Linked DNA regions of Homo sapiens: all the other regions are linked to region 2. Evidence: chromatin loops called from intact Hi-C (ENCODE). Cell type or tissue: endothelial cell of umbilical vein. All regions are shown on one strand. Links, peaks and the distances in the headings refer to the core of each region. The heading gives the core; the rest is flanking DNA. Region 1 overlaps LOC283299 (a long non-coding RNA gene). Region 2 has its middle 9.6 kb from the start of EIF3F. Region 3 overlaps OVCH2 (ovochymase 2).

What was found. Hi-C counts contacts between places; a loop is a spot of excess contacts. Peaks named below come from ENCODE experiments on the same cell type or tissue, not always from the same donor. Only the 100,000 strongest peaks of a DNase experiment are listed, where the experiment ranks them.
Region 1: a loop joins it to region 2, with 4 times the contacts of the local background. A loop is called at or near these places in 102 of 110 quality-filtered maps.
Region 3: a loop joins it to region 2, with 13 times the contacts of the local background. A loop is called at or near these places in 12 of 110 quality-filtered maps.

The regions. Positions count from the first base shown.
Region 1 is chr11:7,888,278-7,898,818 of GRCh38, reverse strand. The region is part of intron 1 of LOC283299 (a long non-coding RNA gene); the gene reads left to right. It also overlaps the pseudogene RNU6-943P. Among named protein-coding and RNA genes, the nearest start is that of OR10A6, 38 kb to the left of the region's middle. In endothelial cell of umbilical vein, for the core only: a CTCF peak has its summit at 5,881 (motif pointing left); DNase peaks (open chromatin) are centred at 4,398 and 5,848; H3K27me3 peaks cover 1,205 bases.
Region 2 is chr11:7,972,446-7,982,986 of GRCh38, reverse strand. It overlaps the pseudogene COX6CP5. Among named protein-coding and RNA genes, the nearest start is that of EIF3F, 9.6 kb to the left of the region's middle. In endothelial cell of umbilical vein, for the core only: no CTCF peak of the experiment used is centred there; DNase peaks (open chromatin) are centred at 5,136 and 5,406; H3K27ac peaks cover 2,835 bases.
Region 3 is chr11:7,686,577-7,697,117 of GRCh38, reverse strand. OVCH2 (ovochymase 2) reads left to right here. Exons shown (of 16, transcript NM_198185.7): 9 at 319-409; 10 at 529-653; 11 at 1,408-1,548; 12 at 1,930-2,060; 13 at 5,123-5,216; 14 at 5,718-5,849; 15 at 7,105-7,194; 16 at 7,516-7,681. The coding sequence ends at 7,163. It overlaps LOC105376533 (a long non-coding RNA gene), which reads right to left. Exons shown (of 11, transcript XR_007062576.1): 3 at 5,626-5,840; 4 at 4,565-5,137. Among named protein-coding and RNA genes, the nearest start is that of OVCH2, 15 kb to the left of the region's middle. RefSeq lists an enhancer at 4,905-6,104. In endothelial cell of umbilical vein, for the core only: CTCF peaks have their summits at 2,252 (motif pointing right) and 8,688 (motif pointing right); a DNase peak (open chromatin) is centred at 2,247; H3K27me3 peaks cover 4,342 bases.

The sequences.
Region 1 (10,541 bases), core at 1,440-9,439, 84 kb after region 2:
TTGAAGAATGGGATGTATGCAAAGTTTATCAGGCCCAGACAGACATGAGTGAGTCTTCAGTCATGCCCCTCACACCCATGTCAGGAATTAATCATTTAAAGGCAAGGTTATCATCAATAGCAATAAATGTCTTTGCCACACTGCTATTAATTGCAGATGAGGAAATGGGGTCACTCAAGTAAATTCTTCAGGGCCACATTTTTTTTTTTTTTTTTTTTTTTGAGATGGAGTCTCGCTCTGTTGCCCAGGCTGGAGTGCAGTGGTGCAATCTTGGCTCACTGCAAGCTCTGCCTCCTGGGTTCATGCCATTCTCCTGCCTCAGCCTCCCCAGTACCTGGGACTACAGGTGCCCACCACCATGCCCAGCTAATTTTTTTGTATTTTCAGTAGAGACAGGGTTTCACCGTGTTAGCCAGGATGGTCTCGATCTCCTGACCTCATGATCCACCTGCCTCGGCCTCCCAAAGTGCTGGGATTACAGGCGTGAGCCACCACACCTGGCCCAGGACCACATAATTTATTAATGGTATGTGAAACTTATTGTCTGTCATAATTATTTCCAAAGAATATAATAAAAAACCTATACTTTGTTTGAATGTCTCATGTGGTAAAAAGCCAGCAAAGATGTCTCAAATGCTTATCCTAATGAAATGTAACCAGAATGGAGGATTAACAAGGTGGCTCCCAAGAACTTGTTAAGAAGGGAAAGACTGTCATTTGGGAGTTTAACTAATTAAATCCATACTTTGTGGATTAATAACTTGACCATAGATTATACATTGGTGTGATTTTCATTGCCACTGACCTAACATCTCTATCAAAGCCCCCCACCCTTCCCTGTGCCTACGATTACACTCTGTAGGTCACGTCTTTATTTTTATTTTGAAAATATAGCATACATACAAAAAAGTATATGAAAACATGTATGTATAACTTAAGGAGCAATAATTAATATTCATGTACCTACTAATGGACCAAGTGTTTGAACTTTACATACCCCAGAATCTCTGGATATATTCTTGCTGGATTGCATGCCAATCATTCATTTCCAGAAGAAATTACTATCCAGAACTTATGTTAATAACTCCCTTAGTTTTCTTTATTGTTTTTACCACCTAGTAACATGTCCCTAAATAATAGAGTGCTTAGTTTTGCCTGTTTTTAATCTTTATATAAAGGCATTTATTCTGCATATGCTCTTCCTTGGCTTGTTTTTTAGTTTAGCATTGTTTTTGAAATTCATCCATATGGATGTAGGTAGCTGTAGTTTAATTTTCATTGCTTTGTAGTATTCCATTTTATGAATGTACCATAACTTATTAATAAATTCTACCTTGAGGGAAAAAAAATTAAGGCAGGGTTATATGCTCATCAATGAAATAACCCCAGAGGAGTGATTGATAATGCCACCACAAGTTGAACAATGTGACCCCGACCCATTATCTTCATGTTTCTGGAATTTGTGATGCAAAGAACAATGTATAGTCAATTAGTAGCTTATAGTATTTTAACACAAATTTTTAGTAAACAACTTAGGAACTGCCCCTTCTTCTTTCCTTTAAAAACCCATGTATAGTCAAGCATGGTGGCTCATGCCTGTAATCCCAGCACTTTGGGAGGCCAAAGTGGGAGGATCCCTTCAGGCCAAGAGTTTGAGATGAGACTGGGTAACATAGGGAGACCTCGTTTCCACAAAAACAAACAAGAAGCAAACCAACAAAAAACTCCACATTTGAATGCTGTTAGCCAGAACACATATACAAGGCAACTTGAATCTGTGTTTTCTGGGTTACAGTCCTCAAACTTGGCCCCAAATAAACTCTCTGCTTATATTTACTTTGCCTCAGTTTCTTCCTTTAGGTCAACAAAGCCAATGAAAAAGGCCTCAGGAGAAACAAAATCTATTGATACTTTAATCTTGGGCTTCTAGCATCCAGAACTATGAGAAATAAATTTCTGTTTAAGCCACCAGTCTGTGATATTTTGCTATGACAGCCATAGCAAACTAATTTAGCCTGTGACATGTGAAGGCTGGGGTTAAATTCTGCAGCCAACTTCTTCACATAAGGAGCCTTTTGGGTTTCTGAAGTCCCTTGATTTGCTCACTGCTAACAGCTAACAGGCGTGTCCTTTCCCTTGCATAGTTACAACTGGCCATGCTCCCAGTATCTATTTTCTTTTTCTTTTTTTTTTGAGACAGAGTCTGACCCTGTTGCCCAGGCTGGAGTGCAGTGGCACCATCCCAGCTCACTGCAGCCTTGACCTCCCAGGCTCAAGCAATCCTCCTCCTGCATAGCTGGAACTACAGGCATGCATCACCACACCCAGTTGATTTTTTAATTTTTTGTAGAGACAGAGTCTCTCTATGTTGCCCAAGTTGGTCTTGAACTCCTGGGCTCAAGCAGTCCTCCCACCTTGGCTTCCTAAAGTGCTAGTATTATAGGTATGAGCCACCATGCCCAGCCCTAATGCCTATTACTATACTTTTATATCTTCTTGGGAAAAGGGGCATCTGAAAGAGGTCAGAATTAATTAAGTGAAGGCATTACTTGACATTTCTTCACTGGGCTGTTTCCACCTATTTCCCAACTCAAATTACATATAGACACATTATTCAAACTAACTCACCAAAAGCTTGTGCAATAAGGACAACAGCACAATGTAGCCCAAATAATACAGTGCAGAAATAGAGAAATTCCTTCAATTTAAATAACAGGAATGCTTTGATTGAGATGGCCTTCAACATTCCCCTCAGCTTAAGTAAAATTAAGACAGGTGTTTTTTTTTTTTTTTTTCCTGACTCTAGGTCCCTGACCTCCCTTTTCTTAAATCACTGGAGAAAACTTGTAATTGCAAATTTTTTCTCTGCCTCCTTTGAAATGTATGTAAATCTGCTTAGAAGCCTCTTACTAGTTTTAAATGTAAACATCAAAAGAAATAGCTCCTTATCTTCCAGTCTCCATGGGAGGGTAGGAGCCTAACTTCAGTAGACATTTTGCTCCAAGTTATACAAGTACCTCCTGTTATAAGCAGAGAAAGTTTGCTTTGGGTTCAGCCAATTAGTGAACACCACTGTCTTATGATTCCCTCTACTCCAGCTGTTAAACTCTCGCCAGGCTTTTGTTTCAGCTGAGTTGAGTTTAATCTCTGTCCCTTGTTGCAATAGTCTTGAATAAAGTATCTCTTCCTGTTCAACTTTGCCCAGTGCAACTTTTATTTTGACAGCTCTTTCAATATCAATTCATATAGAATGAAAACTCTAGGGACCCAAACTACCAAACCCATATAACTTACCATCTACATTAAGATGACTTTATCATTTCACTGTTTTCATTAACATAACTTTGCTATTTCAGGAGACTCCTGACCAGGCTCAAGGCAAATAACTTGGTTGTTCATTACAGTAATGAACTGTTGAGAAGACCTAGCAAGTCTTTAGTGGGGATCATCAACAGAAAATTTACACACAAACTCTCCCAACCCCTCCTTTTAAAAATGACACATACCATGGTGAGTGTTTGAGTATTCTGGAATCTGCCAGTCACTCAAGGTCTGATCCAAGAAACTGGAGCAATGTGACTTCCACAGTATTCTGTTGATCAGGCAGGATGGAGTTCTTTTTTGTTAAAGGTTTTTCTAAGGTTTTAACAAAGGGTCTTACAAACCACTCCCTGAATTTGATCTTTGCCCCCAAACCATTTCTTTCTTTCAAAATCATTCACTGGAAGAGACTGGGAATGACGGACATATTTATTTTGAATATAGCAAGTTCCGGATCCTTTACATTTTCTCCATATTCTGTTAAAAAACTGAATAGTTTGTTCTTTAGCTTATTTTTCTCTACTAGTATTTTATTATATGCAGCTAAAAGAAATCAGCTCTTATGATATTCTGCCTGGGAATATCCTTAGTCAGATCTGCCATTTTATTGATATATTTTTTTATTTTCTACATTGCTGCAGTGATGATTTTGTTAACTGTTTGGCCAAGGCATCTTTTGGGTGTTCTTTAATCCAGCATCTGATAACATTTTCCTCACTGTCTGCAAGTTCTATATCAACCGTCTCCTTGAAGCTCTTCAAACTTTCATCAGCAATATCCTCAAGATGCTTGCTGATTCTGTCCTTTCTCCCATCCCAAAGCCAATGTCTACTTTTAGTTTTTTCTTATGGTTGCATTGTTGACGTGACATTTGAATTAAGTAGTGAAGGATGAGTGTTATTTGTATAGAGACTATATTTGGTGCATGTCTCTCTTTCTTTCTCTGTGTGCGTGTGTGTGTGTGTGTGTGTATGTGTGTGTGTGTGTTGGGCTGTTACTTTCTAGCAGTTTCTGCCAAGACACTGTGAGAGTGAGAATGGCCAGTTTGAGGAAAAAAAGCCATTTAATCTTTAACCAACAATGTTTGTTGAATGATTTTTATGTACTAGGCACTGTGCCAGGTGCTGGGAACACAAAGATAAGCAAGATAGTCTAATGAGAGAGAGGATTATTAGATAAATACATAACGAAACATAATTATAATTGTGATAACTGTTATAAAGAAAAAACACAAAATACCTTGAGATTATAATAGGAAGAACTTATCTAACCTGGAGGGGTGGCAGGGAGAGGAGTGGTGCTGAGGACAGAGAAGGCCTCCCTGAGAAAGTAACACTTAAATGGAGTCTTAAAGGATGATGGGAGTTAGCCAGGCCCAGCTGTGGAGGAGGGAGCAGTTCATCTGGAAGGAATAAAGTGTTTGAAGGTATGAATATGAAGGAGCTTGATGCCACTTCAGGAACGGGAGAGGGCTGGAGAGGGAGAGGGAGGAGTAGGGTGGAGCGATAAGCTGAAGGCAGACTGTGCAAAGCCTTGTAGGTACAATAAGAACTTTGAACTTCACCTACTAGCAATAGGTGGCCAGGGAAAGGTTTAACACTGAGTAGTCACATGGCCAAATTTGTATTTTAAAACATCATTCTGGCTGCTGAGAAGATAATAGACAAGGCAGTGGCAATTGCTGTGGCCCAGCTGAGAGTAGGACTTTCACCTTAGCTTAGCTTGGACTAAGCCTTCCCTTCCAGTGTTCCTTACCTCGACAAATGGAACCCCCATCCACTCTCTGCTCCAACAAGAAAGGTGGGCTTATCCCTGACACCTCTGCAGTGGAAAGGCAGCAATGTGAAAGTTTATACCCATATTTAAGAAATCAAATTGACAGGACTTGGTAAGGATTATATGTGGGGAGAGGGTAGGAGAAAGGTGTCAGGGATAAGCCTACCTTTCTGGTTGGAGGAGAGAGTGGATGGGGGTTCCATTTGTTGAGATATGGATTGCTGGAAGAGAGGGCTTTTGGGGGTGAAATCCAGTTTTGAATGACTAAGGTGTCAGATGCCTGCATGAAATCAGTCAAATAGATAGCTGGGGTATATAGGTCAGGCTCAAAACGGAGGTCTGAATTGTGGGGACAGAGTTAGAAAGCAATACCTAGAGAGGGCTGCCTGATCCAGGGAGGATCTTCTTAAGCTGGAGAGATTGCAGAATGTTTGAAGTCCCATGAAAAAAATCCAATAGAGGAGAGAGATTGAATCAGTGTGGCACAGGCCCTGTGCTGATGTGGTTTGTATCTGAGGAAGAGACAGACACAAATGGATGTAGTATGTGCAAACCAGAGGGAAGAGTAGAGACCCATGATGTTACAGGGCTTCCAGAGACCAAGCAGTTCAAATTAAGAGACCAGGGGACAGGGTAGCAAGGACAAAGGAAGTGGATCTAAGAAGAAGCTTGAGGGTGAAGCCTCCAAGCCCTAGATGAATAAAAACTCCAGGAAATAGTTGGCGCTTTATGCCAAAAGATAGACTAAATTCTTACTGCCATCTAATGGCTACAGTGTGTAATTGCTATACTCTCACGGCTGAAAGTCCAGGGAATTAAACTTGCTTATGGTTTACCAACATTTATCTCTATAGGCATGGTGGCTCATGCCTATGATCCCAGCACTTTTGGAGGTTGAGGCAGGAGGATCTCTTGAGCCCAGGAGTTCCAGACCAGCTTGGGCAACATAGGGAGACCCCGTCCCTTAAAAAAATAGCCAGTATTTATTGAATACTCTATACCTTACTAAGTCCCTTACGTGTATGAACTCATTTAATCTTCACAACAATACCATTTGACAAAGGAGCTGAAAGATACTAAATAATTTGTCCAAATATTCAAAATTATTTTGTGACAGGGTAGGACTAGAACACAGATTTCTTGGACTTCAGAGTTTGTGCTTTTGACTAGTAGGTGTATTCTACTGTCTCTCATGTGATAAAAGAACAGGAACTGAAAGTACCCCCATGTTGGGCTTAAGTGCCCCAGGCATTGCGTTAGTGACTGTGCACTAAGATCTTGTCTCCAATATGTAGCTCAGGCTCAAACAGCCTTACAGAGGTGGCCAGATTGGGTAGACTGTATGCCTGGAATAATAGGTCTTAAGCAGAGATTGTGGGCAGAGTTGTTCAAATCAATACTGGATGTTCTTGGAGGTCTGACACACTGCCTGAGATCATCACGTGTCCTTGTGCAACTCTTTTGGCATCCAAAGAATCCATCCCATCAGCGTATGCAATTTGGGCATAAGATACAACCACTTCTGGGAAGTACATAAGGGCAATTCTTTTTAGAAAGTTCGTGTTTCCCCTATCTTTTGGCTTCTCAGACAGGCCTTTATAAAGGTGGGGAAAATCAGGCGTTTATTACGAATGAAAATTTGTTCAGTCTCTGTGATTATTGTTGCCAAATATTACCTGCTTTTTGCTAACATTGTAGCCTTTGCTAAAAAACTCTATGGACTGCTGATACTTGGTAGTTTATAGAATTTCAAGTCACTGTTTCAAAAGAAAATTGTAGTAAATCTATTTTTGGTGTTAGGGCCAGATGTCATTATAAGGATGTCTGGACAAGAGGCTGGAAGTCCTTGTAGGTCAGGATGGCCGAAAGTAGCAGAAATATGAAGAGCAGAGCACAGATGCTCCCACTTTCATAATTGTAAACTTGTCTCTTGGTCTATTGCTTTGCTTTGTGTTTCATTCAGATAAAGCTATTCAATGACCATCTTTTAGTGCGGTTTTGTTTAGAATAGTTGTCCTGAGAGTTGGTTTTGGGGCCTCTGGGAGACCCTGAGACACTTTTATGAGTACTGTGAGATCAAAATTATTTTCATAGTAATTTAAAAATATTATTTGCCTTTTATCTCTCATTTGCCCAAGAATGTACAGTAGTCTTCCAGAAGCTACATGATGCATTATATCACAACAGATTGAATGCAGAAACAGAATTCAGCTGTGTTCTAAGCCAGATATTAAAGAGATTTGCAAAAATGTAAAACAATAACATCCTTTTAAATATCTTTGATCAAAATTGTTATTTCTGTCAACATGTAACGGAGTTATTATTATTTTTGAATGAGTTAAATAAATGTTTTTAAATGTCTTAGTTTTAATATTGAATATAGTAAATATGAATTGCTATAATCTTCATAAACAAAAACTCTTTGGGGTTTTCTAGAAATTTTAGAAGTATAAAGGAGTCTTGAGACCAAAAAGTTTCAGAATGTTGGCTGGGAGAATTCACTATAGTCAATTTCTCAATGACTTTGAGAGGAAGGATGTATGTCCTGATTCCCCCCACCTCAGGAAACAAGAGGCAGCAGGAAATACATGTATTTACGGGTCCCTGGTCTCCTTGTGTCAAACATCGCTCTCTGCATGGTTGATCTGTTTCCTTGGTAACCTAACTGTAGCTGTCACCTGTGGCCTATTAACAGCCTCCCCTGGCCAGTTGGATTCTACAGGGCAATGACTGGGAATAATTAGGAAACTTGGTAAGGAAGTTTCCTCCAGCAGGAAATTGGTTCCTCTGGAACTTGTTAGGCATTAACTCTACAGCCAAGACCGTGAAAACATTTACTGAAATTAGCGATAGTGTGCAGATCCTGTGGGAGCACTTACTCAGGGCAAATACAGTCAGGAATCAGGGACTATGAGTTTATTCTTAAAGGCTTAGGTGTTAGCTTTAAGCTATAAGGGAGCAATTAGGTTAAAATGACTCCTGAGTTTCAAACGGAGTCACACTTTTAAGCTTCTCCCTGGGGTTTTAAACATTGGTCTAGAGCAGGGGTGTGAGATGTAATTAAAGTCTACTTTAAATCCAGATGTTTCCCTTCACGGAGCCCCTTTGCCACCACAGACTTCAGTAATAGTTACAAAATCTTGCTGAACCTAGAGAAGTTGACCAAACTTAAGACAGCCTCAGCCAAGTGTGAATTTTTGATAGCTTGATCAGTCTCAACTCAATAAAAAGCAATACATTTTTCCCTGGATAACATGTGGAAGCTTTAAGATTTGTCCAATATAAGCACATGAATCTGAAGTAAAAATAAAACAAAACAAATCTACAAGAAAAACACCGTCATGTTTTCCCTGAAGAAAAATAAAAGCCAAGGATTCGACAGAGTGAAAGGAAAGAACAAGGGGCCCAGCCCAGAGGTCTCTACCTCGGGTGGGTTCCCTGCAGCCCGTGGAACCCCAGGTCTGTGAGAGGCCAGCCCCTCACAGAGAGTGACACATCTGACAGATAAATGGCAGCGCCATCATCTCCTCCTCCTATCATTCAAATGCTCTGCAGATGACCTGAAATGGAAAGCAGTTTCAGTTTGACACAAAAGATCAACACATCACAGTAGGAAGAGCATGAGCAGAGAGGGAGAACATTTCAGTGTGAAAATTTTGTAACAAAAGAAGAAAAATATAGAAGCATGAAAATATAATGAATAATGATTTGAGTGTCTACTATGAGCTGGGCACTCTGCTGAGCTCTTTGTGCTTTCTCATTTAATGCTCTTAACAGCCCTGTAGCAGAGGCACTACTATTACCTTCATTTTACTCATGAAGAAACCTAGCTGGGAAGGCTCAAATGCATTGTCCAAAGCTAAGTGGCAGAAGAGGCAATAGACTACCTTTCCCTTTAACTCCAGGTTCTAAGTTTTGACCGTATCCCAGGCACAGCATGTCCCTTTTCTTCTTCATTCAACTCACACTTACCAAGGGGTCACTCCATGCTAGACTTGAAAATAAGGAACCAAAACAGACATTGTTCCTGCCCATATGGGGCTTATAGTAGACGGCAAAATACATACATAAAATAATTACATAAATCAGCGCATCATCACAAGCCAATAAGTGTTTGGAGGAATATGTAAAGCAAACCAATAAGACTATCTATCTATCTATCTATCTATCTATCTATCTATCTATCATCTATCTATTGATCTATCTACCTTGATCTAGGCTGGACAGGTTAAGAAATACATCTCCAAGAAAGTGATATTTACATTTAAATCTGAATTTTAAATAGGAATTAACCAGGGAGTTTGTAGAGAGTAGGTGGCAGAGAGAGCCATGGGCAGAAACAACAAAGCCTCTGTAGCAAAAAGAAATCTCAGACAAAGAACTCAAAGAAGTATGAGAAGTATTAATATCATAACTGAGGAGGTGTTAAGTTTAGACATATAGTGCTCACTTCGGGAGCACATGTACTAAAATTGGATACAGAGAAGATCAGCATGGCCCATGTGCAAGGATTGGATATAGAAAACTTTAATACTTCATTAAGGATGCAATTGAAAAATCTCTTGCTATATTTTGATTTTGATTTTTTGTTTGTTTTGAACTTTTTGGCTGTTTTTCTCATGTGAGAAATGTTTCATATATAGATGACAGAGGATAATGTAATACATTTCCATGTAACTACTACTAACTTAAATATAATACTATAATTGGATAATGCTTTTAAATAATATGAACTTGATTATAATTGAAGTCTCTCGTATACATCTAATGACATCAAAAAGTTTTAAGCCAAGAGCAGACATGAACAGATTTGCATTTTGAAAAGATCTTTGAGAAGTTGCAGTGTAGGCAATGGGAAACAGACATTGATACGGGGATTCCAGTTAGCTGACTATTGAGGCTGTCCAGGTAAGAGGTATGATGGGCTGAACTGTGGTGGTTACAAAAGAGACAGATAGACTGGGGAGGTATTGGGATGAAACTGGCATGACCATTAGTGATGGATTGGTTAAGGGGAGTGAGAGGGTGCCATGGGGGCTGAAGATAACTTCTGAAATAATCTCTTATGGAGTGAAACAGTATTTCTAGGGGTAAAAGTATCTATCCTTAGTGATTATCTCAAGAATTAAGAAAAAAGTACAACCAAATTAAAATAGAAACACAATTTCAAAGAATTTTAAAATTACAATTAAGGAATTTTAATTTTAAGAATGTTAAATGTTAAATATTTTAGATTGATTTATATAATTAATCAATACATCTATTCACTATATCCTTTTCCCTCAACAAGATTAAAACTTCAGGTCAGGCCTGGTGGCTCACGCCTGTAATCCCAACACTTTGGAAGGCCAAGGCGGGCGGGTCATCTGAGATGAGGAGTTCGAAACCAGCCTGGTCAACATGGTGAAACCCCGTCTCTACTAAAAATACGAAAATTAGCTGGG
Region 2 (10,541 bases), core at 1,796-9,795:
ACAATCATACACCTTGGTTCGTGATATGCTGACTTTTTGGGTCCAGTCATGAACCTCTTTGTTTACATTCATTCATTCTTTTTAAATAATATAATGAGCAGACATTACTACCTAAACTAAGAACCTTGTTCATTTAAAAAATAATGAACAGAACTTACTACTCAAACCAAGAACTGGAACACTAGCAACAGCTTACATTCAGTGGTATACTGGTAAATGTTTAACAACCAGCCTCTTGGTTTCAGTATTTGCCAGTTTCCATGGTGTAAATACTCCCACCATGGCTGATTTCAGGCTACCAGTGGTTTGACAAGGGGCTCTTGAAAGTCCTAAAAAATTTAACAATTGGCTTTTGAGACACTATGAGTTATATCCATCAATATTTCACTGCCTTACTGCCCCACCCCTAGAAATAACTACTCACCTGAATTTTGTATCCATCATTTGCATAAAAATGATAGTTTTATTTCAAATATATATGCATGACTAAACAATACATTGTTGAATTTTGCTAGTTTTTGAGCTCAATAAAAAGTGTATCATACTGAAAGTAGTAATTTTTTGAACTTTCTTTTTTCTTTTCAACCTTAGTTTACTGATGTGTATTCATGTTGTTGCATAGAACTGCAGCTCATTCTTCATTTTCACTGATGTATAATAGTATTTTGTATAAATATACCACAATTTATTTTCCATTTTATTGTTGGTGGACATGTGGCTTGCTTAAATTTGTTGATATTATGAAAATTGGTGCTTTAAACATCCTTTTATATATGTATTCTTGGGCACCTGGGAGTTAGTGGTATGGGCTGAATTTTGTCTCCTCAAAATTCTGTGTTGAGTTCTAACCCCCAATATGACTGTATCTGAGATAGGGTCTTTAGGAGGTAATTAAGGTTAAATGAGGTTGTTAAGAGTGGGGCCCTAATCCAATAAGCCTGTGGCCTTATAAGAAGAGTCTTTCTGTGTGTCTCATGTGAGGACACGATGAGAAGGTGGCCATGTGCAAGGCAGGAACAGAGCCCTCACTGAACCTGACCATGCTGTCAACTGCTGCCAGACTTCCACCTTCCAGAACTGTGGGAAAATAAACTTCTGTTGTTTAAATCACCCAGTCAGTGATATTTTGTGTCTCATTTCAATGTGTCAGTCTGAACAGACTAAGACAACTGGGTTGTAAGATATGTGAATATTCATACTTACAAGATAATGCAGACTTGTTTTCCAAAGAGGCTGTTCCAATTTACATGCCTTCTAACAGTATATAAAAGTTCCCATTGATGAATAAACTCTGTCATGTTTTAGTTTTTCCCTCAACTGTAAAAAATGGATGGATAGTTAATGGTATCTATTTGTGTGCTTAATTTGCATTTTCCTGATTACTAATGAGGTTGAAATCACTTCATATGTTTAGTGGCCATATGTATTTGAATCCTGTTAAAAAAAATCTCTCCATATGCTTTACTATTAGGTTGTTTTCTACTAGGTTCTATAGGTTGTTTTCTATTTATTATTTATTTTTGAGAGGGACTTTTTTTTTTAAAGACTTCAGTACATATTTTTATACCAATCCTTTATCAGTCATAAATGTTACAAATATATGCTCTAACTTTTCAGCTTTTCCTTTCACTTTCCTTAAGGTGTATTTTGAAGAACAGATCTTAATTTTAATGTAGTTAAATTTACCAATCCTTTATCTTATGGCTAGGACTTTTATGGGTCTTGTTTAAGAAATTCTTCCTATATGAATACCAGAGACAGGCATTTTATCTACGTATTTTTGATGTTTTTTAAAGTATTGTTTTTATCCTTCAATCTATGTGGGATTTTTAAATTCTATTTTTTGAATTGTCCTTCCTTTCCCTATTCATCTACCGTGCCATTAAAAGAAAAATACAATTGTTCACCACATAGTGATGTTTAGGTCAATGATGGACTGGGCGTGGTGGCTCATGCCTGTAATCCCAGCACTTTGGGAGGCCGAGGTGGGCGGATCATGAGGCCAGGAGATTGAGGCCATCCTGGCTAACATGGTAAAACCCCGTCTCTACTAAAAATACAAAAAAATTAGCCGGGCGTGGTGGTGGGCACCTCTAGTCCCAGCTACTCGGGAGGCCGAGGCAGGAGAATGGCGTGAACCCAGGAGGCGGAGCTTGCAGTGAGCCGAGATCGAGCCACTGCACTCCAGCCTGGACGACAGAGCAAGACTCTGTCTCAAAAAAAAAAAAAGTCTTGGTTATTCTTGGCCCTTTGCTCTTTCCTGTAACATGCTGTACAGGTTTGTAGCGTGGGAGCAATAGGCTATGCCATAAAGTCTAGGTGTGTGGTAGGCTATACCATCTAGGTCTGCGAAAGTACTCTATGATGTTCACACAACAACAAAATTACCTAATAATGAATATCTCAGAATGTATCACCATCATTAGGCAATGCATGACAGTGTATCACAGTTTCATAGTGTCTGGTAGTGTTTCTGGCTCTTGTTTCTATTTTGTCCACTCTGAACCATTGCTGTGCCATATTAATGGCTACATCTCTAGTTTAATTTTAATTTTTTTTTTTTTTTTGAGACAGAGTCTTGCTCTGTCACCCAGGCTGGAGTGCAGTGGCTCGATCTCAGCTCACTGCAAGCTCCGCCTCTCAGATTCGCGCCATTCTCCTGCCTCAGCCTCCCGAGTACCTGGGACTACAGGCGCCCACCACCACGCCTGGCTAAGTTTTTTTTTTTTTTTGTATTTTTAGTAGAGATGGGGTTTCACTGTGTTAGCCAGGAGGGTCTCCATCTCCTGACCTCGTGATCCGCCCACATCTCTAGTTTTAGAATTAGTTTTGAAACGTGGTAGAGCAGGTGCAATATTATGTTGTCTTAATTACCTTAGTTTTAGAATATATCCAGGGCAGCCTCTCCCTCTTGTCTACCATCTTTTTCTTCAAAAGTGTCTTGGTTAGGCCAGGCGGTGGCTCATGCCTGTAATCCCAGCACTCTGGGAGGCTGAGGAGGGTGGATCACGAGGTCAGGAAATCAGACCATCCTGGCTAACACGGTGAAACCCGGTCTCCACTAAAAATACAAAAAATTAGCCGGGCGTGGTGGCGGGCGCCTGTAGTCCCAGCTACTTGGGAGACTGAGGCAGGGGAATGGCGTGAACCTGGGAGGCAGAGCTTGCAGTGAGCCGAGATCGCGCCACTGCACTCCAGGCTGGGCGACAGAGCAAGACTCCGTCTCAAAAAAAAAAAAAAAAAAAAAGTCTTGGTTATTCTTGGCCCTTTGCTCTTTCCTGTACATTTTAGAATAAGTTTGTGAAACCTGATGGATTAGGTTGCATTGATTCTAAAGACGTACTGAGCTGAACTGATATTTTTGTGATATTCAGTTTTCCTATTCATAAACAAAAGCTATAATTCATCTTTCTTTATCTTTTTATTAATAACTTCCAATTTAATTTTGTTTTTTTCCAGAGAATATATCTATACAATACCTATTTTAAAAAATTAATTGTCTTACTTTATAGCCAAGTATGTTATCAAGTGGTCCAGGTGTACCTTAGAAGAATGTTTATCATTTAAATTTAGGACACAGAACTCTATAAGTCTGTTATGTAAAGCTTGCTAATTCTGATCTTTAACCTATATATAATTGATCTTTTTTTATTTGTTTGACCTAGCAACAATTGAGAGAGGAAGTTTAGTATCTTCTCAATGTAATGATGGAGTTGTTAGTTTCTCTCTGTAACTTTGTCAGTTTTTGTTTTACCACATACTGAGTTATTTTGAATCTAATTAGGTTATTACATGCTTAGAACTGTTAAAATTTTCTAGTGAATTGGACCTTTACCATTGTGTGTTGACTGTCTTCAACTCTAATGATGCTTTTGTCTTTTTTTTTTTTGAGGGAGTCTCACTCCGTCACCCAGGCTGGAGTGCAGCGGTACGATCTCGGCTCACTGCAACGTCTGCCTCTCGGGTTCAAGCAATTCTCCTGCCTCAGCCTCCCGAGTAGCTAGGATTACGGGCACGTGCCACCACGCCCAGCTAATTTTTTGTATTTTTAGTAGAGATGGGGTTTCACCGTGTTAGCCAGGATAGTCTCGATCTCCTGACCTCGTGATCCGCCCGCCTTGGCCTCCCAAAATGCTGGGATTACAGGCATGAGCCATTGTGCCCGGCCGATGCTTTTGTCTTAAAATCTATTTTGCTGAAATTAGTATAGCTACATCATAGTCACGTGTAGTGGTGTGTACCTGTAGACCCAGCTACTCACAGGCTGAGGTGGAAGGAGGGCTTGAGCCTAGGTGTTTGAGGCTGCAGTGAGCTATGATTGCACCACTGCACTCCAGCCTGGGCAACAGGGTTACCCTGTCTTGAAAAATAAATAAAAATAGACTGGTTATATTTCAGGACTATACATTCTTCCTAAAATGTGAATTTCCTCTTTTGTCTGGTTCTAAAGTGGAATAAATGATCCATTTCTTTGTTTGTTATCCTTACTAAACTCTACATCTTTTCAGGCATGGATCACGTTGTTTTCATATTTGACCTTCTAGTACCTACCTCATAGTTTATTTATTTAAAAGTAAATAAATAAAAATATATATAGCTACACTAGATTTCCCTTGATTAGCATTTTCTCACATATATTTTCCTCATATTTTTTTTTACTTTCAACCATTCCATATCTTTATGCTTGAGGTGTAACTCTTATAAACACATATAGCTAAATATTTAAACAATTTGATCTGTTTCTCTCTTTGCATTGGCAAGTCTAGTCCATTAGCATTTTCTATGTTGAGTATTTGGACTAATTTCTTACATTTAATTTTTGATTTTTATTTGGTTCACTTTTCTGTGTTCTTTTTAATTTTTAATTTTTGTATTTTTAGTGGAGATGTGGTTTCACCATGTTGTCCAGGCTGGTCTCAAACTCCTGACCTCAAGTGATCCACCCAACTTGGCCTCCCAAAATGCTGGGATTACAGATGTGAGCCACTGTGCCCAGCCCCTGTGTTGTCTCCATTCCTTATATTTGGCCTTTAAATGGGGTTATTGATTGATTGCATGTTCTTATTTTTCCTGTTTCTCTACTACTTAGGAAGCACATATTCCAATTTTAGTGTTTTAATTATAGCTCTTGATTTTATCATGCATTTTTTTCATATTTGTTAATCTATCAAAACAAACTATTCCTTTGCCCACATATTCATGTTTCACAGTTCAGGAACGTAGGCCAGTGACAAACTTCCATGGAACACAATCCCCAGAAATTCTTTACATTCCAATATCACTTTGCATTCCAAAAGATACCAACCTTTTTCATCTCTTCAAAATCATTTGTAGAATTATAATTTCTGCAGAAATCTATATATGCCTTATTTCATGGTTTAGCCACAACAAACTTATAGATAGTTGCAACTCCTAGGACACAACAAATGCTGCAACAGTATGAAATGGCAGATGCTTGGCCAAAAGGCCAAAAACCTTGAGGTTTCATCAAGGCACTGGAAGCTATGATAGTCATGGTATTGCATCATCCTCTGCAAGTTCCTTCCAGATGGACAGAGAAATAGGCATTGCTATTGCACCAGCTGCATGCAGGTGCAGAAGTTATTATGCATTTTTAATGCATTAACTCTGTTTAAAGAACGGCACCGATGATGTTAAAAGGACTTTAAAATGCTTTCACTTTGGTATTTCCCGTTCTGATTTATACACTGTTGTTCATTATTTCCCGTGGGTGGAGGAACTAGCCACATGATGTAAACACTATTAGTATTATATTTATAAGGCTAACACCCAGTATGTTTCAATTTGCTTACCTGTTTACCACTTTCTCTGTACACTATTTCTTCTTGTCTTTCTAGGACAAGACTTTATTCTAAGACCTTTTTTTTTTTTTTTTTTTTGAGATGGAGTCTCACTCTGTCACTAGGCTGGAGTGCAGTGGGGCGATCTTGGCTCACTGCAACCTCAGCCTCCTGGGTTCAAGCCATTCTCATGCCTCAGCCTCCTGAGTAGCTGGGACTACAGGTACACACCATGCCCAGCTAATTTTTTTTATTTTTTATTTTAGTAGAGACAGGGTTTCACCATGTTGACCAGGATGGTCTTGATCTCCTGACCTCATGATCCGCCCACCTCAGCCTCCCAAAGTGCTGGGATTACAGGCGTGAGCCACCATGCACAGCCTGTTCTAAGACTTTCTTCTGAAATCTTTTCACCTACTTGAAGTAAAGCTTTTTCTCTCTTTTTTTTTTAGAGCAGTTCCCTTGGTAGTCCACATTTTTAAAAACTGTGAAAGTGGTTTGCTTTCATTCATTCATTCATTTTTTTTTTTTTTTTAAGGGACAAGTTTTCGCTGTATTGCCTGGGCTCAAGGGAACCTCCCGCCCCAGCCTCCTGAGTAGCTGGAATTACATGCACATGCCACTGTGCCTGGCTTGATTTCATTTTTGAAAAACAGTTTTCCTGGATGTACAATTCTAAATTAGCAGTTATAATATCTTAGTACTTTCAAAACATTCTGCCATCTCTGGCTTCTTTTTTGCTTTGTTGTTTCTTTGTGGTCCTTTCTTTCTGGATGCTTCAAGATCTGTTTGTCTTTAGAGTCTGCTGTTCCATTGTGATGTATTTTAAGGTGGCTTTCTTTTTATGTATTCTGCTTGGGATAAATTGTTCTTCTTGGATCTATAGATTCGTGGTTTTGTTTTTTTTTTTTGGTTCGGGAAATTTACAGCCATTTGCTTTTTTTTTTTTTTTTTTGAGACAGAGTTTCTGTTGCCAGGCTGGAGTGCAGTGGTGTGATCTCAGCTCACTGCAACCTCTGCTCCCTGGGTTCAAGCAAGTCTCCCACCTCAGTCTCCTGAATAGCTGGGATTACAGACATGCACCACCATGCCTGGCTAATTTTTGTACTTTTAGTAGAGACAGGGTTTAGCCATGTTGGCCAAGCTGCTCTCGAACTCCTGACCTCGAGTGATCCACCTGCCTTGACCTCCCAGAGTGCTAGGATTACAGGCATCAGCCATTGCGCCCGGCCCATTTGCTCTTAATATTGCCTCTCCTGACCTTATTCTCCATGTCTCTTAAGCTTTCATATTTTCAATCTGCTATCCGTTTATGCTGCTGTCTGGATAAATTCTTTGGCCATAGCTTCAGCTCTCTAATTCTGACTTCAGCTGCTATCTGTTCTGTATATTGAATTTTAGATTTCAATAATTATATTCTTCATCTGTAGAAGTTCTATTTTATTTTCTTTCTTTTTCATATAAAAGGATTTTTAAAACAAATCTATTTTTTCTTATTTCTTATAAGCTTATTTTTGTAATTACATCCTTAAATTTTAAAAACATTTTCATACGAAGCTGATAAATGTAACATCTATAATTCTTAGTGGTCTGAATCTGTGTCTCTTCTTTCTTTCTTTCTTTTCTTTTCTTTTTTTTTTTTTTTTGAGACAGGGTTTCACTCTTGCCGAGGCTGGAGCGCAGTGGCATGATCTCGGCTCACTGTAGCCTGGACCTCCCAGGCTCAAGTGATCATCTCACCTCAGCCTCCTGAGTAGCTGAGACTACAGGCATGTGTCATCACGCCTGGCTAATTTTTGTAGAGATGAGCCTTCACCATGTTGCCCAGGTTGGTCTTGAACTCCTGAGCTTAAGTGATCCACCTGCCTTGGCCTCCCAAAGTGCTGGGATTACAGGCGTGAGCCACCTTGCCTGGCCTGAATCTATGTTTCTTGTTTTTATTTATTCTTATTCAGACTTTCAAGGCTATGAGTTCATTTCTTGGTTTTTGAGCGATAGTTGTTGAGGCCTAAATTGGGGAGGCTTTCCCCCAGAGACAGTTTGCTTCTCTTTCTTCTCTTGGATGGAGTCACTTTAGACTTTTTAGAAGACTTTGACTAAGAAAGGGTGGTCATGCTTAGCTTTACGACTTCTCTGCAGTTCTGAAGTTCTGATACCCACATCAGTGTTGCTAGAGAACTCTGGCCTCAGGGGCACCTCTCCTCTCCCTTCTTCCCTCCCTGCAAAGCTGGCTGCCTGCTACCCTGTTTTCAGCCCCCAGGTTCCCCCTCTCTGCAGGCTCAGCTCCTGGCCACCTCACCCTGGCAAGGACATTCCTTCCCAGGCTCCTGTGTGGTCCCTCCCTGATTCCTATCCATGAAGAGGTGTGTCTCCTCTCTACTGGCCTTGCACATTCCAGGACTAGCTCACAATTATCTGTTTGGTTGCGGGAGTAAGTGGTCCTTGCAGACTTCTCTTAGGTTTGTAAGATTAACAGTTTAGTTATCAGAGCTCATTCTTTTTTTAATTAATCAACATTACTGAGGTATAATTTATTTATTTTTTTAAGCATAAATATTTTTATTGTAAACTGAAACAATATGCAGTATAGAGTAGAATTAGGTTTGAGTTCTAGCTCAATCACTGACTAATATATATATTTTAAATTTTATTATTATTATACTTTAAGTTTTAGGGTACATGTGCACAACGTGCAGGTTTGTTACATATGTATACATGTGCCATGTTGGTGTGCTGCACCCATTAACTCGTCATTTAGCATTAGGTATATCTCCTAATGCTATCCCTCTCCCCTTCCCCCCACCCCACAACAGTCCCCAGTGTGTAATGTTCCCCTTCCTGTGTCCATGTATTCTCATTGTTCACTTCCCACTTATGAGTGAGAACATGCAGTGTTTGGTTTTTTTGTCCTTGCGATAGTTGGCTGAGAATCATGGTTTCCAGCTTCATCCATGTCCTTACAAAGGACATGAACTCACCATTTTTTATGGCTGCATAGTATTCCATGGGGTATATGTGCCACATTTTCTTAATCCAGTCTATCATTGTTGGACATTTGGGTTAGTTCCAAGTCTTTGCTATTGTGAATAGTGCCGCAATAAACATACTTGTGCATGTGTCTTTATAGCAGCATGATTTATAATCCTTTGGATATATACTGAGGTATAATTTATAATACAACAAACTGCCTCCATTTAAAGTGTATAGTTCAGGCTGGGCGTGGTGGTTTACACCTGTAATCCCAGCAATTTGGGAGGCCGAGACAGGCGGATTACCTGAGGTCAGGAGTTCAAGATCAGCCTGGCCAACATGGTGAAACCCCGTCTCCACTAAAAATACAAAAATTACTCAGGTGTGGTGGCACATGCCTATAATCCTAGCTACTTAGGAGATTGAGGCAGGAGAATCACTTGAACCCGGGAGGCGGAGGTTGCAGTGAGCTGAGATCGTGCTATTGCACTCCAGCTTGGGTGACAGAGTGAGACTCTGTCTCAAAAAAAAAAAAAAGTGTAGAGTTTAGTGAGTGTCGAGAAAGTCTTGGCCTATGTATCCACCACCACAGTCAAGACATGGAACATTTCCTCACTCCAAAAGTGCCATGGGCTCCTTTGTAGTACCCCATGTCATACCTGGCCATGGGCAACCACTGCTCTGCATTATGACAGACTAGTTTTCCTATTGTAGAATTTCATATAAATGGAATAATAAAATTTGAATTCTTTTTTTTTTTTACAACCAGCAGCTAGGAAACAACTTGAATTCTTTGTGTCTGCTCCTTTCACACAATACAATTGTAAAATTTATCAATGCATTGTGTCTATCAAATGGTTCATCGCTGAGTAATATTTTATTGTATGAATGTACTATAACTTGTTTTTCCACTCACTTGTTGATGAATACTTGATTTGTTTCAGATTTTCAACTGTTATGAATAACGCTCTTTGGAACGTTTGTGTAGAATTCTTTGTGAAGACGTATGTTTTCTTTCTTCTGGGGTAAATACCTAGGCATGGAATGGCTAAGTCATAGGACAGGGAGTGCTTAACTTTACAAGAAACTGTCAGATCAATGAGTTCAGTGTGATGGTGCGTGCCTGTAGTTTCAGCTACTTGGGAAGCTGAAACAGTAATATGGCTTGAGCTCTGGAGTTGGAAGCTGCAGTGAGCTATGATGGCACCACTGCACTCCACCCCGGGGCAACAGAACAAGACTCTGTCTCTAAAATAATACTAATAATAAACTGGTTGTAATATTTTACATTCTCACCAAAAGTGCATGAGAGTTTTGTACAGAACTCATTCTTGAGATTGAAAGGCATGGGCATCTGAACACGCCACACCAAAATATGCCACTTAAGCATGTTCATTATTTTGATCTGAAGGGAACTGAAAAACAGCAGATTCAGAAAGGGCTGTCTGCTCTTCCCATTTCTACCTAAAAGCAGGGCATAAATTTCCCATGAGAAAGGTTTTCCTAGGAAGGAGAGAACATTCTTATCACTGGAGATGGGAGGTCAATGCTGAGATATGTTTGCCAAGCAAAACTTCCTAAAGTAACCCTTATTTTTCATTAGTTTTCCCCATATACCCCCTAGTTACTTTCCCAGAACTTGCTACCCCTAGAATTCCATATCCTTTTCCTTTGCCTTGTCACTTCTCCAAAAATTTACAGCCCTTGGTTAAAATGGTATACAAGCCTTTGGGTCTAACTGCTTCTTTGGGGTTTTCACTTCTTGTCTGT
Region 3 (10,541 bases), core at 1,432-9,431, 290 kb after region 2:
TTGCAGTAAGCTGTGATCGTGCCACTGCACTCCACCCTCGGTGAGAGATTGAGGCCCTGCCTCAAAGATAAAATAAAATAAAATAAAAAGAGAGAGAAGAGTTAAGGAAAGAAAACCAATCATAGAATCTCAAGGTTAAGCAGGATCTAAAAGGAACCAAAAAGGCATCATAGAAGCAAAGACAGGAGAAGATTTCATGAAGAACGAAGAGTACATCAAGAAGAACCAGGAGGCTATGGTGTTTGCAGCTTCTGGAGGGAGGGGCTGCTGTGGTTAACTGGCATAACTAACCCTGACTCTCCTGGCTTTCCCTCCCAGCCTGGTGCAGTGAGCAGGATGTCATAGTCAGCGGGGCTGAGGGGAAGCTGCACTTCCCAGAAAGCCTCCACCTATATTATGAGAGCAAGCAGTGAGTAACCCCCTTTGTACTCCTCCTCCTTACTCCCACCTCCGGTCTGGGCCCACCAATTGGACTGTGATAGTCGTTTTCTGTCTAGAAATAACGCCCTCTCCATGATCTGCCTACAGACGGTGTGTCTGGACCCTGCTGGTACCAGAGGAAATGCATGTGTTGCTCAGTTTTTCCCACCTAGATGTTGAGTCTTGTCACCACAGTTACCTGTCAATGTATTCTTTAGAAGACAGACCCATTGGTGAGTGGATTTTCACAGTGTCAAATGGAAACCAGTGCCAAGTGGGCTTAATGAGGCCTAGTTATCTTATGTCTGGCACTCAGCCATCTGTAAATGCCACACTTCTTGACTTCCGCTTTGAGACTCAGAATTGGGAGTGGGAAGGAACCAAATCTGAGCCTGGGTGATGGCTGCAAGGTCACAGGGCAATTTACTTGCCAAATCTGCTTCCCATCAAACCAGGCTTCCTAGGCCCATTTGCCAGACCTGGTGTCCATGAGGAATAAACTCTAGATATATTCCAGGGCCTCTCAGGATGTCCAGACAGCTCACTGCTTTCCTAGCTGTGAAAATGACCTTTCCCTGCCTCATCAAGCTAAGAAGGAAAATACAAATAGACAACCATGAGAAGGAGACAGGTTACTTACAAGAAACAGAAATGGAATGGTGTTTCTGTGGTTTCTCAGCTGGAGGTGATTTTGTACCCCCAACCCTCAGGACACATTTGGCAATGAATGAGAAGCATTTTTCAGTTGTCACAAGGGCAGGAATTGTCACTGGTAGAGGCCAGAAATGCTACCAAATATCCTACAAAAGATGCAGGATGGCAAGAACACAAAGAAGGTTCTGGCTCAAAATGTCAATTGTGACAAGACTGAGAAACTTTGGATTGGACAATCCTGAAATATCATGGCAAATTCAGTTCTTCTTAAATCATTGAATGGGAACTATTTTCTAGATTCTGAACAAAGAATCCTTTTTTCTCATCCTGCAGGAAAATTTTGTGGAGAAAGCCTCCCTTCATCCATTCTTATTGGCTCTAATTCTCTAAGGCTGAAATTCGTCTCTGATGCCACAGATAATGCAGCTGGGTTTAATCTTACCTATAAAGCTCTTAAACCAAACTACATTCCTGGTAAAACCATTTACTTTTAATCACATACTATCTCCACCTTCTGTAGAAGCTTAGGCCCCATAGGAATTAGGTGAGTGGCAGGGATCCCTCTCCCAAGGCCCAACTGACTCCACATGGGAGAGGGGCACAGGCCAACTAGAGAACAGGGGGCAGTCTCCCCCTCAACCCTGAGTTCACCCTGCTAGCTCGTAGTGATTGCCCCTCCAAGTGAGTCGAGAGGGCCTGATGAGTTCTGGAGAATCATGCACTACGTCTTTTCTTGTTCGCAGTGTCTGAAAATGCAATTGATATGCATCATTTTCAGGAGACAGGAGGGAGAGCAGTGAGAATTCTTCTTTATTTGAATGGTGCCATCTGTTTGGACTTTTTCTTACGTTTCAGATTCAGGTTGCAGTTACTTAACTGTCCTTTTTGAAGAAGGTCTCATACAGAGTCTAAACTATCCTGAAAACTACAGTGACAAGGCTAACTGTGACTGGATTTTTCAAGCCTCCAAACATCACCTAATTAAGGTATTGACTTTGGCTGTCCTTACGTAGCTATGGTAAATTCACAGAATAGCTAACATAAGCACCATGAGGTCAGAGGTTTTATCTGATTTATTCACTGCTGTGTTTTCAGTACCTAGAACCCAGCACCTGACACACAAAGCTGTCAATAAATACTTGCTGAATAATGGATCCGCCCAGTTTCCCCTGCAACTACACATTTTTTCCACTAGATGGCACTGTGCTCCTTACTTTAAAAAAAAAAAAAAAAAAAAAAAGTGCCGCTTTAATCTTTGTATTGAATTAGCCGGGCGCGGTGGCGGGCGCCTGTAATCCCAGCTACTCGGGAGGCTGGAGAATTGCTTGAACCCGGGAGATGGAGGTTGCAATGAGCCGAGATCGCGCCACTGCACTCCAGCCTGGGCTACAAGAGCGAAACTCTCAAAACACAAAACAAAACAAAACAAAACAAAAACTTTGTGTTGGTGACTTTTAGTCCATTCCAGAAACAAGCATGTCTTCCTTATTTATTAAACTGCTCACAAAACACATTGTAAGTTATAGATAACAAAATCAAGGTCAATCAGGCCAAAATCATCAAGCCTTTCAAGCAGAGAGGACAGAGCAAGCCTAGAGGAACCAGCGCAGAACAGGCTCAGGGAATCGCTGGTTTAAGAGGGTCTTAAGGTGTCCTGGAGTGGACAGTGGAAGGCAAGGTGGAAGTCACTGTATGGAGGCCTTTGAACGCCTGGAAATGGAGTTTATTCCACATTTGATTAGCAGTGTGTGGTTAGTTGTTTGTTCATTAAACACTAATGGACCATCTGCAGAGAGATATCATCAGGGAGGTAGAAGTAGGACTGCAGTCAGGGTGAGATTGGAATGAGGCATTTTCTCATAGATCTTTCTTTTAAAATAATAATTGAAAACAAGACAGTGTACGATGGAGAGAAAAGAGAGCAGAAAATAAAGGGGAGAGGAGTGAGGGATGATGAGACACCAGCGTTCTCACTTAAGAGATGGAAAGAACTCTGAGATGTGGGAGGAGAACCAAATTGGTGTGTTTTTATGACAGCCTGGAGAATGCAGCCTTTAACTTAAAACACAAACAAAACCAAAGAAAAAGATGTGACCAATCATTTGGATACCACACTAAGTTAGAACTTAAAGAGATGAGAACTGAGGTGTCCAGTCCCCACCCCACACCTCCATAAAAAAGGGAGAATAATTAGATGGGAAATTGAACAATTGAGAGGAGTTGGGATTGGTGGTATCTGAAATATCACGTGAAGTCAGATGTTAATGGCAGAAACAAGATCACACAGGTTTTATGAATGAGTGGGAAAAGATGATACAGAGGCAGTTGGTATAGATTTCTTTCTAAAAGTTCATCAAACCTAAACAGATTTGGGGCAAAAATTTCAGCAGAATTAAGGAAAATTTGTTAGTGGTGGAGGATAAAATTTAGGTTGTGAGCATGTTTCCAGGTGGAGGAAGAAGAGGAAATTTAGTTGAAAATCTGAAAATGCCAGAGCCAGAAGTGATTGAAAAATATCTCTTCAATAAGTAAAGTTTGAGTGTCGTGCATCAGTGAAGCGATGCTCTCATACTCTGCCAGTGACAGCATCATTTTGCAGAACTCGTGTAAGATAGTAATTTGGAAACTGGTGTTAAAAGTCATAGGAATATGCTCACCATTTGACTTGGAGAGAAAAGGGCCCCTTCCCAGAAAGTATCCCAGTAAGGGTTTAATAAATGTTTGAATGAATCCTATTTCTGATACAGGTCCCCCTCCCCACGCCTACCTTTACCATTAGTAATTATTTGCCTCCAGTTTTGTTTTATCCACACAATCCTTTCTGTTTCTTGCTCAGAGTCTGGGTCCCATTGAATCCCCATCAACTGTGTGTTAAAATTAGAGTTCCTATTTCATCAGCCCTCTCTCCCACCACTCTTCACTTCAAATTCAATTGGCTAGTGCTCACCAAACTGCTCCAAGATCACTCTTTATTGTTTCTTTGTTTCTCCTTCACACTGTTCCTTCTATCTAGATAGTTCCCCTCCCTTTTCCTGAAACAAAACAAGTGCCCCATGCAGGGAATGATACAAGAGAAGAAAAAAAGTAAATGCCTAAAGATATTCACTGCCAAGTTTTTAAGATAGCAAAAAATACAGGTCTCAAGGATAGAGATAAATGAAATATTATGCTGCCAATAAGCATCACAATTATAGAAACTATGAGAAAAGGTTTGTCATGATTTATTCTTGGTGACCCTAGGTTGATTCCAGGTGATCAACTTTCTTTTCTAGGTCATTACTCATCATAGCTTAATAATCTACTCAAGAATTTTGCTGAGGTTTACATTTAAGCTTAGTATCCAAAATCAGCTCTCTCTAACTCATACAAGGATTTCCTTTTTCATGCACATTCATGAGGCTCACTACATTTGACTCCGAGCCCACTTATGCAAATGCTTTCAGTAGCTCAGATGATACTTTGTTTTATATCAGCAATTAGACTCACTTACATCTGTGCCTTCTCAGAATTTTGCAGTGAGGCATGGAAATATAGTGGCAACAGGACAAAGCAGGTGAGAAGAGGAGCCAGCTATATCCCGCTGGGTAGAAAGACACGGTCTCCAAGGGGCACAACAAATTTCAGTCTTGATTCAGGAGAACTAGAGGTTCAAGATGAAACATCAGGAACCAGGTGAACAACACTAAGATGTCCAGAGAAGCAGTTTTGTGTATATGCAATTAGTTGAGTTGAGTGCCTAGTTGCTTCCAAGGAAAAAAATCCCCATGCGGTAGCTCTCCTAATCTCTTAGAGATGTTAGGAAGCTAAAATATTTGCACAGTTTCCTGCCCTTTGATTCAGGCCATATTTGGTAGCTATTTCAAAAAGTTAGAGCCTGTGATATAGAATCCTTCCCTTGGTAATCTGACCCACTCCTGAATACCCCATTAACTTTCTTATCTAAGGTCTTACTCCAGAACAAGTTGAGCAATCCAAATTTCTCTGCTGAATCAAAGTCAGGTAATTCATTCAGATTGTTTACTCTGGATGTAACTTCGTGTCTTCTCAGCTTTCATTTCAGAGTCTGGAAATAGAAGAAAGTGGAGACTGCACTTCCGACTATGTGACAGTGCACAGCGATGTAGAAAGGAAGAAGGAAATAGGTTTGTGTCCTCTGAGCCTCAGCTCGCTCTGGTTTGTGTTTGGACCCAGTCTTGAGATGGGAACGAAAAGGAGACAGATCAATCTTCCTCCATCTTCCTGCACCACCTCCACCCCTCCCTGTGGTCTCACCATCACTCCTTTGTCTTCTTCATTAGGGGCAGGAAGAGAAAAAGGGAGAATCAAAGAACCACTGAAACAGAAATGCAAAAGGCCCATGAGGAAACTAGGAGTCAGAAAGGGAAAGTTCCATTGAAACAAGTCCTGAGGCTAGAACCAGTTCCCTTAACATCATTGTGTGTGGGAGTGTTCAGGAGAGAAAACCAAATTGAAATGTCATGGGGTTAATTAAGGAGTGAGCTGCCTTTATTTAGAAAATGAATTGTGAAAAGCGTATTTCTCAACAATTACCTGAAGGATGATTTTCTTTTTTTCTTCTCTCCAATGCCATGGCTATCTGCTGGGTGCTTGACAATGTCATGCCTGGGCTGGCCTTCAACAAGCTCGGCTGTGTGGCTATGATGTCCCCACCCCTGTGCTGAGCCCCTCCAGCATCATGCTCATCAGCTTCCAATCAGATGAAAACGGGACCTGCAGGGGCTTTCAGGCTACAGTCTCCTTCATTCCTAAAGCAGGTAAGAAGATAGAGTTACCAACTCTTTGGTTCCCAGTTCTAATCCTTGTGATGTGAATTAGAGGTCTTTAGAGCCCAACACAGAGACAGTCGATTCTCACTATCTGCAGTAATTACATCCTATCAAGTCACCATGGACACTGAATAAGAGAATACTCAGCCATCCCTCCTAGGAAATGTACAAGGTTAGGTGCCTTCAAGGTACATTTTCATCAGCTGATCAGTACATAAACTTGTTTTATGTGTGTTTCTGTTTAAAGATATGTTATTTAATATATATTGCTGGTTCATTACAATGAATTCACGGCCATTAAATTCATGGCCAACAGCACTATGACTCATGTCTGAACAAAGCTTATCTAACACGTGTGTTTTCTATGTGAGGCACACCACAGAGTTTTGCACTTAGGAACACTAGACGGCACTTCAGCACTATGCTTGGGGCCATTTTAAAGGTTGAGGTCACCAATAAAAAGAACAGAAATGAAAAAAAAGTGCCACTAAATAGACCATGAAAAGGACATTTGTTTATAGGATGACGGCTGAAGCAAGAAGGCAAAATATTGCCTTGTTTTACCTCGTGTGGAAACGTGTGTCTAACAACATGTATTTTTTGTCACTCTTCACATGCCTATGAATGATCCTGAGGACAACATGAGTATCACTTTTGGAGCTATAAATAATTTTTAGTGAGTAGGTGAATTCACGTATAGGGAGTTCACAAAGAACGAGTGACTGTATGTCTGAATCCTGATGGCCAATCATTACTAGATGTGTAATCTTAAGAGTCACCTCAGACTCATTTTTTTCAACCCTACTAAGGGAAAACAATGCATCCCTAATAAGAATGTAGTGAGGATTAAATCAGATAAGATACACTTGGCCACAAGCAAGTGTGCAGTACATAACAGAGACATAGAAACATGAAATATCTTCACCAGTTCCAGGCCCTGGACATTCGAACTACCTAACCAGCTTCCTTACACATTCTCATACCCATGATTCTTCTTTCCAAACCCCACAAAGCCAATTATCTGCTTTCCAAGTTGTTCATTCTTTTTAGGTATTAAGCAGCTGCAGATGGCAAAGCCAGGTTATAGTTAAAATGCCCCACTCCTCATTTGAAATACCTATAGAGTCTAGCTGGCTGAGGTGCCCCAGAATTCTAACAATAGCTTCATAAATCATTTTCTGATAAATCTCCAACCCTGGCTGTCTTTGTGGAAACTGAGTAATTGTATCATACTTATACCCAGTATACCCAGATTTAAACATCTCCATATCAGAGGATGAATCAATGTTTCTGGAGACATGAGATGTGCCAAATGGAGAAACCAATGTTTCTGGTAAGCTGTTTTGGGGACCAATTGATACACACAGAGTATAATCCAGGGTTCAACCGGAGAAGCAGGTGATATGGATTTAATTCCATCTTCCTCCAAAATATACTAGAGTCCTAACCTCCAGTACCCCAGAATGTGACCTTATTTAGAGATAGGGTTGTTACAGAGTTAATCAGTTAAAATGAGGTTATTAGCCTGGGCCCTAATCCAGTATGACTAGTGTCCTTATTAAAAGGAGAAAATTGGAAGCAGAGAGACATACACACACAGGGAGAATATCGTGTAATGATGAAGGCAGAGGTTGGGGCAATACATTATCTACAGGCCAAGGGGCACCAGTGACTGTCAGTAAACCACCAGAAGCTAGAGGAGAGGCTTGGGGCAGACTCCTCGTCACAGCCCTCAGACAGAGCCATCCCTGCTGACACGTTGATCTTGGACTTCTAGCCTCCAGAACTATGAGACAATAAATTTCTGTTGTTCTAAGCCACCTAGTTTGTGGTACTTTGTCATGGCAACCCTAGCAAACGGATACACCAGAATTGGCTTACACAATTGTGGGGGCTGACTAAGCAGGTAAATCTACAGGCCAGGTGCTCAGAAAGGGAAAATCATAGAAACACCGGAATCCACAGCATGGGCTGAAGTTGTTCCTCACAGGCAGAATTTCTTCTCTCTTTTGGGGAAGCCTCAGCCCTGCTTTTAAGGGCCTTCAAACTAATCAAGTCAGGTTCACCCAGATTATTCAAGATGATCTTCTTTACCTAGAGTCAAATGATTAGGAATTTTAATTACTGCTGCAAAATTTCTTTACAGCAACAATTAGATTAGTGTCTGATTTAATAACTGTGGATTGTCACCTAGCTAAGCTGACATATCAAAAAAGCCATCACATGGAGCTTCATGGGATGTGGTCACTGTTCCTTTTGCTCAAAGCAACACTGGAATATTTCCAGTCACCAGAATAAATTCTCATCTCGAGTGAATAATTCAGTGGCAATGACTACTTTCTGTGCCAAATTGTGGTCTCATTCACAAGATCCCACCTCTGAAAAATAGCAAGTATACTACTATGTTCTAGTGCCAATGAGCATTGAGAAGTTCTGGGCTTTCCCTGTTCCTTGTTTGTCCATGACATCCATTGGCATATATAAGTGACATCTTGTTCCATGTGGAAAATACAGTGGTGAGGAGAGCAGGCAGAAGATGAGGTGGGGAAACTTTTATAGTTTGCCATTTTGCCATTTTGATTTATCAGGAGAAAAGTCAAATCCTTTATTTTTTATTTTTATTTTTATAAATTTTCGGACACATAGGACACAGAATAATAGAGAGAGTCGGGAATGAAAATTCATTTTCATAAGAAGGGATGAAAGCAGTTGGGGTCTCTTTGTTCTGGCTTCTTTGACAATGACCTCATGATGCAAAGAAGCCCCGGGTGGAAAAATTTTTGTAAAGTGTGGCTGCAGTGATTCCTTCTCTCGGCCACCAGGGGGTACATTCAGCAAAGCCATTGCCAAGCACAATATTTCCAAAGACCAAAAAAGAGAATATCATAGCAGTAGCACATTTGAGGAGGGTGTGAGAGGTTGAAGATGAATTTAATGTGTGCCTGTCAATTTACCTGTGGGATATCCAGCTGCAGATGTCCAGGAATTAAGAATCAAGCCTGGGATGGGGTGGTCTGGGAGGTAGCAGATAAAGGTGAGAGTTGCAACCCAAAAGAAGCCTATTTTTAGAGGAAAAAGAGAAAAGGGAAGACCAAAGAAAAAGGCTGAAAGGAGCCAGGCATAAGGGGAGGAGGAGAACCAGGACAGACATGGGAGCTGTGGAGAGAGAGATTAGGTTTTGCTGTGGACTGAATGTTTGCGCTCCCACCAAATTCATGTGTTGAAGCTTAATCTCCATTGTGATGATATTTGGAGTGGGTCCTTGGGGAGATAATTAGGTTCTGAGGGTGGAGCCCTCATCGATGGGATTAGTACCTTTATAAGAAGAGACGCACAAGAGCTTGCTTCCTCTCTTTCTACTCTCCCCTTTGTGAGGATAAAACAAGAAGACAGACATCTGCAAACCAGGAAGGGGGCCCTCACCAGACACTGGATCTGCCAATACCCTGATCTTGGACTTGGCAGTCTCCAGAACTTTGTGAAATAAATTTCTTGTTTAAATCACCCAGTCAATGGTATATTTGTTATATCAGCCCAAGCAAAGACAGGGGAAAGAGGTGTCAATGATGAAAAATGCTGGACAGAATCTAGTAACATAACAATGGGAAAAGAGGCCTTTGGATTTGGCCACTGGGATGTTGTAGGTAACCTCAGTGAGTCAGAATTCCACAGTCTGATTGCTAAAGATAGAGAGTGAATGGGAGGTGAGAAAGAGGCTCCCTGGAGGTAGATTTCACTTTCATAAAGAAAGGTCCCCAAGTGTTGTTCTGAGCCTCTGGCCTCTGTTGCCTGAAGCTCTCAGGCTTCAGGAGTCATAGAGTCATAGAAGCAGTTCCGATACACTAGCATAATCCCAGTAAGAATTTATTTCTCAGCCTTAGCCTTCAATTTTCTCAAAATTATGTCTTAGGCTTTATTATTATTATTATTATTATTATTATTATTATTTCCACAGCCATCACTTCTTATAAATAATGTTTTGGGTAACATCATATTTTTTTGACAATTTGCGCAGAAATATCACATACCTTTTAAGCTACATGGTGGAATCACCTTTCTTTTCATCTGTATGAATAACATGCCCTGAAATATATCCCCTGAAAATATATTCTTTTTTTTTGCGGGGTTGGGGTCCGGGGGTGGATCTTTATGAACTTAACAACAGAGATTCCTTGCCTTTAAGGTAGAAAGAAGTCCAAAAAACTATAGCAGCTTAGAATCCCCACCTTTGCATCAGAAGCATGCCAGGAGTATGGTATGTTTCTCTCCAGGAATTCTAAGGAGTGCAGCAGATGCGGGCAACGATTCCTGCTGGGTGAGCTCTCCAGCTGCCATCTTTCTGCTCTCCACAGGACACTTGGGGGCTGGGAGTGTCACTTTGTGGTTTGATGAAACAGCCTCTGGGTGAAGCTGCTGTGACAACTTATTTAAAATCTTCAGGATGCTCAGGGATACACTATAGACAATTTTAAGAACTTTCTTTTCAGAATTGAATGGTCTGTTCTAAAAAAAGCTTTCTGTGAATTTTCAGAAATGTTCTACTCTCTGATACGAAGTAAGGGAAAGGGCTCTCCTTTCTTAGTTTCAGGATTTTGATTTCCTTTCTTCCTGCAGATTCTTTATAGATTGGGATCAGGCTCAGTATAGACAAATTAATTTGTGAGAATGAGAATGAGTGCT